2 separate regions of the Homo sapiens genome follow, and region 2 is linked to region 1. The links are chromatin contacts, found by Hi-C or POLR2A ChIA-PET in ENCODE. All regions are on one chromosome and are shown on one strand. The core of a region is the stretch at or near the end of the contact, and the rest is flanking DNA. Distances in the headings are between cores, read along the strand shown.

Region 1 (6,447 bases), core at 2,267-4,766:
ATTATCCAAAATGCTTGGAAACAGAAGTGTTTTGGATTTTAGATTTTGAAATATTTGCATTATACTTAACAAGTTCAGTTCAGCATCCAAAACCCAAAATGCTCCAGTGAGCATTTCCTTTGAGCATGTCAGTACGCAAAAAGTTTCAGATTTTGGAGCACTTAAGATTTAGGATTTGGGATATTCAGCCTGCATAATCAAACCTCCTTCATTCAGGAATGTAAAAGGAGGTATTAATATGAGCTTAGAATAAAGAACACCTTAGACCTCTGGCAGCGTGGTGGGCTGAGATGACATTAATGGGTAGCTGCTCACCCTCCCCACCTCACTCCCTGCTTTAAGCACATAAAAATGCTAGATGAGCTGGGTACAGCAGCTCGCGCCTGTAATCCCAGCACTTTGGGAAGCTGAGGCGGGTGGATCACGTGAGGTCAGGAGTTTGAGACCAGCCTGGCCAACCTGGTAAAACCCCATCTCTACTAAAAATACAAAAATTAGCTGGGCGTGTTGGTGGGCGCCTGTAATCCCAGCTACTGGGGAGGCTGAGGCAGGAGAATCACTTGAACCTGGGAGGCGGAGGTTGCAGTGAGCCAAGATTGTACCATTGCATTCCAGCCTAGGCGACAGAGCGAGACTCTGTATCAAAAAAATAAAATAAAAATACAAAATTAGCTGGGCGTGGTGGCACACGCCTGTAATCCCAGCTACATGGAAGGCTGAGGCAGGAGAATCGCTTAAACCCAGAAGGTGGAGGTTGTAGTGAGCTGAGATTACACCATTGCACTCCAGCCTGGGCAGAAAGAGTGAAACTCCGTCTCAAAAACAAAACAAAACAAAAGCTAGATGAAATATATCTCAAAAAATGTCAAAATGTTGCCAAGGCTAAAAGGAAGGGGAAACCCCAAGGTACCATAAATAATCAACTGCAAGTCAGAGCAGAAAGCACCTAGCCCTGCAGAGCTTTGGGAAAGACAATGACCAGCGTAGGTAGTTAAGTTAGATTAGGTATCTTTTCATCTTCATTTAAAAGGTGCCAGGATTTCTTATTCAACAGAATGTAAACACCTGTACATATGTACACAGGACTGTCAGCTTGAATGTTTGTTAAGGAATTTATTATATGCAAACACAAGTACCACTACTACCATAGAAAGCAACTGGACAAATAGAAGCCTTGACACCTTGGAATCCATGTATTAAAGACAGAGCCTCTGTCATTCTAAGGGTCTTTGAGTGAGGGTGTGGAACACAGCCCACCAAATGAATATGATCAAAGAATAAATTTCTCATGTTAAGTCACTGAGATTCCATGATTTACCTTCATAGCAATTAGCTCAATATTTTTTCGCAATATTCTAGTCATTCTTCTTCTAGTCTTGCCTCCAACCATGTGTTTCATTTTTTAAACAATGGTTGGTACAAATCTAGGGAAAGAATAGGTGATTTTAATGATTTTTCCATCTATTTAAGGTAAGGAAGTTGGCAACAGGGAAGGTCTTCCAATACAAGGACACCATCACTACGTACAATGTAGTTTCAAATGATGCATATGAGCACCAGATAAAATTGTCAGTGTTTAGAAACTATTACTTTGAACAACACTCATACAGCAAGATGCTTTTTACACTGTAAGGTACAGAGGAACTGGCCTCACACAGACCAGCAGATTCATATATAAGGCACAGATTCACTGAGTAGAGTAAGTAGCCATGCCTTACTTTTCCTCTGCTGGGCACTAAGTTGAATTTATCCAACATAAACGCATGTCATGCCCTGAACCACTTTGACTTTCCTCACTAAAGATTATGTAAGAAAGTAGCAGGATGGCAACTGCCCTATTTTCTTTTTCGAGACAGAATTTCACTCTGTCACCCAGAGTGCAGTGACACGATTTGGGCTCACTGCAACCTCTGCCTCCTGGGTTCAAGCCATTCTCCTGCCTCGGCCTCCCAAGTAGCTGGGACCACAGGTGTGTGCCACCACGCCCAGCTAATTTTTGTATTTTTAGTAGAGATGGGGTTTTGCCATGTTGGCCAGGCTGGTCTTGAACTCCTGGGCTCAAGCGATCCACCCACCTAGGCTTCCCAAAGTGCTGGGATTACAGGCATGAACCACCGTGCCCAGTCGAAAACTGCCCTATTTTCACAATGAATACACAAAAGAGCTATAAAATTAAAACATGAAGCTCCTTTGTGGTAATCATTAATGGAGCACAAAACCCTCAAGACAGCCTATGAAATGCCAGTTCAATTCTGTGTCCATTCTGTAATTCAGGAAACCTCTACCAAAATATCTTACAAAGGAAGTATTCTGCCTTACTAAATCTTTCATTTAATGAAATACTGATCTGAAAACCCTGAATCGAAGTAGGGTGAAATACATTCAAAAAGTACCAAGCATGTGCCATGTGCCAGGCACTGTATGCCAGTGAGCAAAGAACCCTGCCTTCACTGCGTTTAGCACAGGAAGTAAAACAAAGAAAGCAGCAGGGCAGAGCACCAGGATGTCAGGCTGCAATTTTAAAGAGTGGTCAGAGCAGGCTTCATTGAGATGACGTTTGTGCAAAAAGTCAAAAGTGGTGAAAAAATTTTCCATGAAGTTTTGTGGGAGAAGAGCATGCTAGGCAGACACTAGCAGTAACAAAAATCCTATGCTGGAAAAACAGCAAAAGTGGCCAATGTGGACAAGGTAGAGTGAGCAGGAGGAATTCAATAGGAATTGAATGAGGTGGGGTAGAGTGCAGGTAATTTAGGGCTCCACAGACCTTTGTGAAGTTTTACTTTTACTTAGGAAGCCATCTAAACAAGACTTAGACTTTTAAAGGATCAGTCTGGTTGCTATGAGAGTAGAATAGGATGGGTGAGAGGAGACAAAATGAGGCAAAACAAAGACCGGTTAGGAAACCACAGAAATAATCCAAGCAAGCTATGATAGTGTCTTGGATTAGGGTAATAGCAGTAGAGATGTTAATATTTTAAGGTGGAACTAAGATCAGATGAAGGATGTGAGGAGTGCAAGACCATTTCTGCCTAGAAACAAAGAATGGAGTGGCCATTAAGTGATTGAGGATGACTGAGAGGAAAAATTTCAGAGGCAAAAGTAAGTTTTAGACGTAAATTTCGAGGTGTCTACTAGATACCTAACTGAAGATGTCACATGAAGACGTTAATATAATCTGATGTCCTTATGATGAGATCACCAAGATGAGTACTAAGAGAGGAGGCAAGCAGCCCAAGGTCAAGCTCGGGGGCACACCTATGTTTTAGCAAAATGCAGGGAAATGAAGATTGGGCCAACAGCAAGACAGAGAAGGAGCAGCCAGTAAAGGAGAAACGTCAAAGCAAGTGTAGTATTTTGCAAGCCAACTGAAGAGTGCTTCAAGGTCAAATGCTGGCTGCTGATTAGATTTAACAATGTGGAAATCTTTGCTGCCTTTTACTAAGAGTAACAGAGAGGAGACGAACTCTAATCACCTATCAGATGACCTAACCAAGTGTCCAAACTTAACAGCCTGGAAAAGCCGTAACTGTTGTGATGCAATATGGAGACCATAGCATCACCTTGCACTCTTGCACAACAAGTTTAACCCGAAACTTGCGAAAACTTTAGACCTTTCAGTTTACAGAAAGTTCAAAGGGATATCAGAAGTTAAAATTAATGACAGTACAAAGAAAAACTCAACAAGACAACAGGCCTAGTATTTCCAGAAAGTAGGAATCTTAATTGAATCGTGTTTGGGGGATGAGGGTAGCTATTTAAAAAAGAGACACATGGAAAAATCTGAAATAAGGACTCGATGTTAAATTAGGGAAGTATTTTAAGTGGGAAAGTCAACTTTTCTGTTTGAATTTCTTTTCCTAATAAAACAAGTTGGTGAAAAAAAAGGAAGGGGTAATAAACTGGAGGAAGTTTAGAAAACTGAGTTTTGCTTTTATAAAGGGGAGCACTAAAATAATCACTAGCAAGGGATATAGGATCAAAAGATTTTTTAATAACATGCTTATTATGCTTTTGGAAATGATTTAGTAGAGAAAGAAAATAGATGCAGTAGAGAGAGGAGAGGACTGCTGGAGCTGTATCTTTGCCTGAGACATAGGTTTGCATCTCGTGCTCCTTACCTGGGGCAAATGCAGGAGCAAGAGAATTGTGGGAGCCATGTATCCATGAGTAGACATAGACTATTCGGGTGCTTTTGTAGAATATTCATTTAATACCAATTACTGTAAGAGTTTGAAAGGAGTAAAGAGAACCCAAACAGGGCAAAAACAAGTCATTTCCAACCCTAGCTGCTTAAATCACCTAGGCAGCATATTAAACAGATTCCAAAAGTTCTCCCCTCCCACCAATTGTCTAAAGCAGTCTCTGGGGATAGGTAGAGCCTGAGAACCTTCTACCATTTTCTTTAGGGTCGTGTCAAGTGCTTGCCATAGGCCAAAGACAGCTTTAGTAGTTTAAACCTCCAATATTTATTTTTCTCAGATTGCCTATTTTTCCAAAAGTACAAACGCTTATACCTATGTGCACTTGTTAAAGATTTACTAAACACATCATAGTACAGTACTGTATCAGTACTGCCTTTTACTGGAAGAATAAGATGACTATTAACACAATTCTGTAGATACTTATTACAAGCAATTTCAGGGATTTGGGGAATTCAGAATCCCTAGGTAGCTAAAATAATCTATTGAAATCATGTGTGGTTGGTTATTTGGACTAATCAACTACCGGACCCATCTAAAGTCAGAGTAGCCCATAAGCTAGGACTTTTGCATAAGTGATAATGCAGAAATTTGGCTGTGGAGCAAAAAAAAAAAATTTTTTTTTTTTTTTTTTTTTTTTGAGACAGAGTCTCACTCTGTCACCCAGACTGGAGTGCAGTGGCATGATCTCAGCTCACTGCAACCTCTGCCTCCTGAGTTCAAGCGATTCTCGTGCTTCAGCCTCCCAAGTAGCTGGGACTACAGGCTATCCTGCTAACCAGTGGTTCTTAGCTGGGAACTGTTTTGTCCCTCAGGGACATTTGGCAATGTCTGCAAACACTTTGGTTATCACAATTGTGGGAGGGGGTTTAACTGGCCTCTAGTGGTAGAGGCCAGAGATGTGGCTAAATATCCTATAATGCACAGCAATAGCCACCACGACAAAGAATGATCTGGCCCAAACTGCCAGTAGTGCTGAAGTTGAGAATCTCTGTTCTAGACCATTAAAAGGGGGTAGAATTGGCCAGGCGCAGTGGCTCACGCCTGTAATCACAGCACTTTGGGAGGCTGAGGCAGGCAGATCATGAGGTCAAGAGATCGAGACCATCCTGGCCAACATGGTGAAACCCCGTCTCTACTAAAAATACAAAAATTAGCTGGGCGTGGTGGTGCATGCCGGTAGTCCCAGCTACTCGGGAGGCTGAGGCAGGAGAATCACTTGAACCCGGGAGGCGGAGGTTACAGTGAGCCGAGATGGCAGCACTGCACTCCAGCCTGGTGACAGAGCAAGACTCCATCTCAAAAAAAAAAAGTAGGGGGGAAGGGCATAGAATCATGCACCTTATTGCTACCCTGTGCTATACCAATGTTTCTCAACCACTAATTGGCATATAAATTGCCTGGGCACCTTGTGAAACCACTTTCTAGGCTTGTTTTAAACAGAGAATTGGTGAAATGTAATTACCAAAGCTAAAAATAAAAGAGGTCTGGCTGGGCGCAGTGGCTCACGCCAGCATTTTGGAAGGCCGAGGTGGGCAGATCACCTGAGGTCAGGAGTTCGAGACCAGCCTGGCCAAAATGGTGAAACCCTGTCTCTACTAAAAATACAAAAAATTAGCCGGGTGTGGTGGCACATTCCTGTAATGCCAGCAACTCAGGAGGCTGAGGCAGGAGAATCGCTTGAACCTGGGAGGCAGAGATTGCAGTGAGCCGAGATCGTGCCACTGCACTCCAGCTTGGGCAACAAGAGCAAAACTCTATCTCAAAAAAAAAAAAAAAAAAAAAAATTCCTTTTTCTTCTAACTTGGTCAGTTATAAATGTGTATTTAAGATTGTCTTAAATTTTGGAAATATGCTACTAGAATTCAACAAATGAATTCACTGAAGCATGTTTTTGCTTACTTCATTATAAGAAAGCTATGTCTAGAAACCATGTATGGAAAGGGAGTCAAATTTGCTGAATCATGCTTTTGCATATCAAGTTCTTAAAAGAAAAAACTGGATCCTACTGATATCTGAGGTAATTCTATAGCAATTAAAATACCTGTAACATTCTATCAGGCAGTAAGTTACAGAAGAAGGAATTTATATATATATATATATATTTTTTTTTTTTTAGTAGAGATGGGGTTTCACTGTGTTAGCCAGGATAGTCTCGATCTCCTGACCTCGTGATCCTCCCGCCTCGGCCTCCCAAAGTGCTGGGATTACAGGCATGAGCCACCGCGCCCAGCAGAAGAAGGCATTT
Region 2 (6,447 bases), core at 1,419-3,918, 160 kb after region 1:
GCCAGAATAAGATGGGCTTCTGTCCCCATCACTCCATTGAAGGGGCTATTGTCAAGGTTACCTGTGACCTCTGCATTGCCAGCTTTGATGTCTTCTGTGTCCTCCTCTTGCCGACCTCTCTCCAGGGTTGCCTCACTTGTCTTCTGCTCTCCTTTCTGTTGCTGGCCACTTATGCTTCCTGACTCACCCTTCCTCCCTTCTCTGTTTCAATTGCCTGTGCCCTAGGGTCAGACCCAGGCCTCTTCTCTTCTTTATCCAAATTCTCTCCTTGAGGATCTCATCTTTAAATATCACTTATATCTTGAAGACTTCCTCCTCTTCCTCCTCCTCTTCCTCCTCCTCCTTTTCTTCTCCTCTTCCTCCTCCTCCTCCTTCTTCTCCTTCTTGTTTTTTTGTCTTCTCCTTCCTCCTCCTCCTCTTCTTCTTCTTCCTCCTCCTCCACCTTCTCCCCCTCCTGTTCCTCCTTCTCCTCCTCCTTCTCCTCCTTCTCCTCCCCCTTCTCCTCCTCTTCCTCCTCCTCCTTCTTCCTCCTTCTCCTTCCCCTTCTCCTCCTCCTCCTTCCTCCTTCTCCTCTCCCTTCTCCTCCTCTCCCTTCTCCTCCTCTCCCTTCTCCTCCTCTTCCTCCTCCTCTCCCTTCTCCTCCTCTTCCTCCTCCTCCTTCTTCCTCCTCCTCCTCCTTCTTCCTCCTCCTCCCTCCTCCTCCTCCTCCTTCTTCCTCCTCCTCCCTCCTCCTCCTCCTCCTCCTTCTTCCTCCTCCTCCTCTTCCTCTTCTTTTGAGACAGGGTCTCTCTCTGTCACCCAGGCTAGAGTGCAGTGACGCTATCACAGCTCACTGCAGCCTCAAACTCCAGGGCTCAGGTGATCTTCCCACTTTGGCCTCCCAAAGTGCTGAGATTACAGGCCTGATTCACTGCACCTGGCCTTGAAGACTTCTAAGTATAAATCAATAGCCCTAACCTCTCCCCTAATCTCCAGATTTCTAACAAGAAGAGATCTTGTTTGTGCAGATGTCTCCTGACATCTTCTCCTGAATAGACATAGCAAACTGAGCCATGAGCAACACAAACAGAAATTATTCTCACTGCCACCCCCTCCCAACATGCCTTCCTCACAGCCTTTCTAATTCCGGTAAGTGGTATTGCATCCACTTAGTAGCTCAGTCAAAAGTCACACTCCATGCCCACCTCTAATCTGTTACCATTTATACTTCTAAAATAAATTGGAAATTCATTCCTTTATTTATTTATTTTTGAGACAGAGTTTCACTCCCATCACCCAGGCTGGAGTGCAGTGGCGAGATCTTGGCTCCCTGCAACCTCCACCTCCTGGGCTTGAGCAATCCTCCTGCCTCAGCCTCCTGAGTATCTGGGACTACAGGGGCCCACCACCATGCCTGGATAATTTTTTTGTGTTTTGTCGAGATGGGGTTTCTCTCTGTTGCCCAGGCTGGTCTTGAACTCCTGGGCTCAAGTGATCCACCTGCTTCAGCCTCCCAAAGTGCTGAGACTACAAGCTTGAGCTGCCGCACCTGGCCCCATTCCCTTTTTACAATACTACTGTTATCACCCTTGTCCATGCAACTATATTTTATTGCCTGTAAGACTACAGTCATTTCCAAAGAAGTTTCCCTGTTTCTACTGTTGTGCTTGTTATGGTACTTCCTCCACACAGCATCCAGAATAATTTTCAAAAATGTAAATCAGATTGCATCACTCCCTTTCTTAATAACCTTTTGCACTGCCCCATGTCCGCGTCCCTGAGCCCATAAAACCCTCTTCTTTGCATTCTTTAGTGCATTATTTCCGCTGTAGTACTGACCTCCTGAAAAGCTCAAGCCTCTTTTATGCTATATGGTTTCTTTCCCACAGATAAAGTAAGAATAAAAATATTTATGGATCTGAAAATTCCTTAAAGTATTTGTTACTGTGCAGGAGGTAGAAAACTTCCTAGGTAACCTCTTCTTCTTTTTTTTTTTTTTGAAACAAAGGCTGGAACTTCAGGGACCAGTGATGTTGTCAGTTTTCTACTATCTGATGAAGGATACTGAAGAGAGTGAAAAAAATAGTATAGACTTGGGGAGAAAGGAATGGATTTGTGGGAGAATAAAATGGGAAAGTAAAACAGAGTGGGGAAGGGGGAGCTAAAAAGAAAAGCACCCAGGATAAATCTTTTCCTTGCTTTATAATTCATATCATAGTAAAATTTTATAAATTTAGTTTCTGTAGAAAAAGGAATAATAAAATGATATTAATTAGGATCATATTCATAATTATACTGTTTCTCTCTGAATTTATATAATCTTTCTGCAAAGAGCTAAAAATGGCTTAAAAAGCTCTAATGATATTATATTATTTAGCAATGTGTCTGTAATAGACATTAATGATACAGTATTAAACCAATCCATAGAGCTTTCTAAAGGTACGGTAGGCTAATATAACACCAGAAACCTAATTGCTGCTCTCAGAATTTAGAATTGAAATTAGCTTAATGATATAAAATTTTTTAATAGGAAAAGCTATCCACAAATAGTTGCTATCATGTAGTTTTTCAGTGTAAAGAAAATTTAAAAAATCAATAAAAACAAAATGATTACTCAGACCTTGTTACATAGATATCGCTGTTAGACGTCCTCCTTTTCTAAGATAACCTATTGTGTGGTTTTCAGAGCCTTTTATAAGTCAGCCACTAGAGAGCAAACTTCTTCTTTTTATCAGGCCGTAGTTTTATTTTTTTTAAAAAATACACACCACGTATATATTGGGAATCTCACAATGACACATTATCTCAGACTGTAAAATCTGATAATATAGCTTCTAGATGCCTGGGGCAGTGGGTGTAGGGGATGAAGTGGGAAATTTTAAGGCCGTTTATATTAAAAACACAAGAAAGAACAAGATAAGATGTTGTAATGTTGAACTACCTTCCTGGAGTGAAAATGAAACCTTCTGCTAATGGAGCATAAAGTCTTACGTTTCATGCCATGTAATAAAATATGATAGGCATTGTTTGGTCTGACAGGTATCTTGGGCCTTTTTCCAGACTAGGGTCTCCAGGGAGCTCAAAGACATGTTACTGTTTCCAGGTGAAATGTAGATAAATTACATTGTCAGCTACCTTTGCTGCCTCCAGTTCCAGAGGCTCCAGTCACACAAAAGAAAGCTGCCAGTTCCAGAACACTCTCATCTATTGGACTAACCCCCAACTATTGACATCCTTTCCAAAGGTCAGGATGGCACCCAAAACATCAATATACAGGCAGATCAATCTGCTAAAGGGTGCCAGGGAACAGAAGGATTTACTGCACATAGAAATTCCAATTTTTCAGGCCCCAGAGTGTCTCAGCCTCCTTTTTGGCCAAGAATGGGAGATACTCAGCTAGGTAAACCACTTTCTCTTCTGGTGGCCTGTTGGCAATTGGCCCCGTTCTCATGACCCTAGAGTCTCATGGCTCACCAAAGTCGTCAGAATCAAGTTTCATCTCTGTTATTTGGGCTTTGGGCTATTTGAAGGTTTATAGTTTAAAATTTGAACTTTTTAGATATTTCAAAAAAACAGTATTGGATTGGTGCAAAAGTAATTGCAGATTTTGCCATTACTTTATACCAACCTAATATTAAGAGCTGTAGGAAGATTATAAAAGATATCCAAGAAGGGAGATTTCAAAACCTTCCAAGGGAACACTTTCCAGGGTTTATTGGCTATTCCGGTTAGATTATTTTTCTTTTCTTTTCTTTTTTTTTTTGTTGAGACAGAGTCTCGTTCTGTCACCTAGGCTGGAGTGCAGTGGCATGATCTTGGCTCACTGCACCCTCTGCCTCCCAGGTTCAAGTGATTCTCCTGCCTCAGACTCCTGAGTAGCTGGGATTACAAGTGCCCACCACCACACCTGGCTACTTTTTGTATTTTTAGTAGAGACGGGGTTTCTCCATCTTGGTCAGGCTGGTCTCAAACTCCTGATCTCAGGTGATCCTCCCACCTTGGCCTCCCAAAGTGCTGGGATTACAGGCATGAGCCACCATGCCCCGCCAGGTTATTTTTCTTATGTTGAATTGGCTCGTGTGAAATTGTCAATATTTGAACAATTTGGCTTATAAAAATGGCCATTTTACAGAGTTCAACCTAATACTTTATGCTACAGGGCCTTCTGTGAAGAGGTCTTTTACAGGCATTGTTCACCACTTCATAATCAATCAACAATCATTGCCTGCCCACTAAGCACTCAGCACAATGTCAATGCAACTCAACAAAGATATATTATTGACTCTCTGCAAGGTGCTTTGGTGAGTACTGCAGCAAACATTAGGGTCAGCTAGATGAGGTCCTGTCTTTACAGAGCTTATGTTCCAATGAGAGAAAGTAAAATTAATCACTTGGACAGTGTTATGTTTTCTACAGTTAAAATGTTGTGGGAGTATGAAAGAGGATGAGATTCAATCCTGACTGGGGGACTCCAGGAAGGTTCATTGCTGGGATGGCACTTGGATGGAAGGGCTGACACTTAACACGGAAGAGGTGCTAATTTAGTTGGGACTTGAAGGAGGCATAAGATTATTCTTACAATTTCCCATCAAATATCTGTAGCTGTGGTTGTTGTTATCAGTAGACGGTAAAATTTCTGAGGGCAGTGGTCTCTCTGTAGTCACACGGTGCCTGGCACAGAGTTAGAGGCTCCACTCTATGCTGCCAAGTCAGTGCAGTATAGTAGGTGAGAACACTTGTCCTGAATCCAGGCCGCTACTTCACTAGCTGTGTGACCTTGAGCAACTTATTCAACTTCTCCGTGTCACAGTGTCTTCATCTATAAAATGTGGGTACATAATAGCACCTATCTATGTTCTCCTGTGGAAATCAGACATGACTGGGCATTTCCACAGTTCTGTAGGGCAGCCCAACTAAATTTGTTTCACGGACACACCAAGGAGCCCCCAAGGAAAGAAGTTGAGCTAAACTTAAGGAAGACAGAGTCAGGCTGACATGTCTGGCTCTACCCTGAAGCCCCAGGGAAGAAGCAGAGGCAAGACACAGCATCTGTCACTTTGGCCCAGTTCTGTGTCCTGATTCCTGCAGTGGGGTTTGTGTGTGTGTTTGTGTGTGTGTGTCTGTGTTTGTGTGTGTGTTAGAGATATTTCACCTAAATATCTATAAGACCCCAAGGTCTCGGCAGAATTGCTTTTATAGCCCCTAGATAGATTGTAGCCCATGATGGGTGTAGGGCTGAGATTTTGGAGGATTGATAGCTCCAGAGACCGCAGGTCAATACTATCACCTCCAGGTCCCCAGGGCTTCTGCTGGGTGGCAGAGGTCCCTGGCAGACACTCCAGAGAGGATTGTTCATGAGGACATTGGAGACAGCCTCTAAGAACACCCAGAAATTTTGGGTGGGTGGGGCTTCTCTGCAGAAGAGGAGTCCTACTATAGCAGGCAGGGTGAAAATCAGCATAAGGAAGGTTACGGCCTAATGCCACCCAATTTGTATCCTTCAGGTTGCTGTAGTCTGGGGCACATCAGAATCCTGACTTCAATTTGGCAATTTCCATTGTAATTGAAGGTCTGAAAAGTTCTTAAAAAGTTCACTTCTTGCCTAAGAAAGTAACATATCTCATTGTGGGTGGTTAAAAAAATAGAAAAACATAAAAAATTAGATTAAAGTAGCCCTTAGTTTATCATACAATGAGATTTACTTTTGATGTATTTTTAAAAGGTATTTTGATGTATTTCCATCTAATTTTTTTATTTGTTTTTTGAGAAAGAGTCTTGCTCTGTTGCCTAGGATGGAGTACAATGATGAGACCTCTGCTTGCTGCAACCTCTGCCTTCCTGGTTCAAGCGATTTTCCTGCCTAAGCTTCCCGAGTAGCTAGGACTACAGGTGCATGCCACCATGTCTGGCTAATTTTGGTATTTTTAGAAGAGAGAGGATTTTGCCATGTTAGCCAGCCTGGTCTCGAACTCCCGGCCTCAAGTGATCTGCCTGTCTCAGCCTCCCAAAGTGTTGGGATTACAGGTGTAAGACACCATGCCTGGTTAGAATTTTTTTTTTTTTGAGACGGAGTCTCGCTTTGCCACTCAGGCTGGAGTGCAGTGGCATAATCTCAGCTCACTGCAACCTTTGCCTCCTGGGTTCAAGAAATCCTCATGTCTCAGCCTCCCAAGTAGCTGGGATCACAGGCATGCACCACCATGCCCTGCTAATTTTTTTTGTATTTTTAGTAGGGACAGGGTTTCGCTATCTTGGCCAGGCTAGTCTTGAATTCCTGACCTCAGATAATCTTCCCACCTTGGTCTCCCAAAGTGCTGGGATTACAAGCATGAGCCACCACGCCCTGCCACTGGTTAGATTTTAAACTAACAAGAGAGATGCATGTTTGGAATTTGCTAAATTTATCTAAATATCTATATTTGCTATAAAAATTTTACCCACTTTTATTCTCCCTGTTTCACTTAACAC

What was found. A loop is a pair of places that touch in the nucleus more often than their neighbours do. ChIA-PET counts read pairs that join two places held with the same protein, here RNA polymerase II (POLR2A). Pooled maps may share reads with other maps.
Region 2: POLR2A ChIA-PET joins it to region 1 with 15 read pairs in activated T-cell. The contact joins two enhancer-like sites. A Hi-C loop is called at or near these places in 1 of 50 pooled maps. POLR2A ChIA-PET finds 5 or more read pairs at or near these places in 4 of 52 experiments (AG04450, HepG2, T-cell and 1 more).

The regions. Positions count from the first base shown.
Region 1 is chr6:87,668,340-87,674,786 of GRCh38, forward strand. It overlaps a transcript of ORC3 not described here. Among named protein-coding and RNA genes, the nearest start is that of AKIRIN2, 31 kb to the right of the region's middle. RefSeq lists a silencer at 4,219-4,419. Within about 2 kb of position 3,517, at least 3 of the 41 ENCODE cell types and tissues checked have a DNase peak (open chromatin) inside an H3K27ac peak, as active enhancers do.
Region 2 is chr6:87,829,448-87,835,894 of GRCh38, forward strand. The region is part of intron 2 of LOC101928911 (a long non-coding RNA gene); the gene reads left to right. Among named protein-coding and RNA genes, the nearest start is that of AKIRIN2, 130 kb to the left of the region's middle. Within about 2 kb of position 2,669, at least 7 of the 41 ENCODE cell types and tissues checked have a DNase peak (open chromatin) inside an H3K27ac peak, as active enhancers do.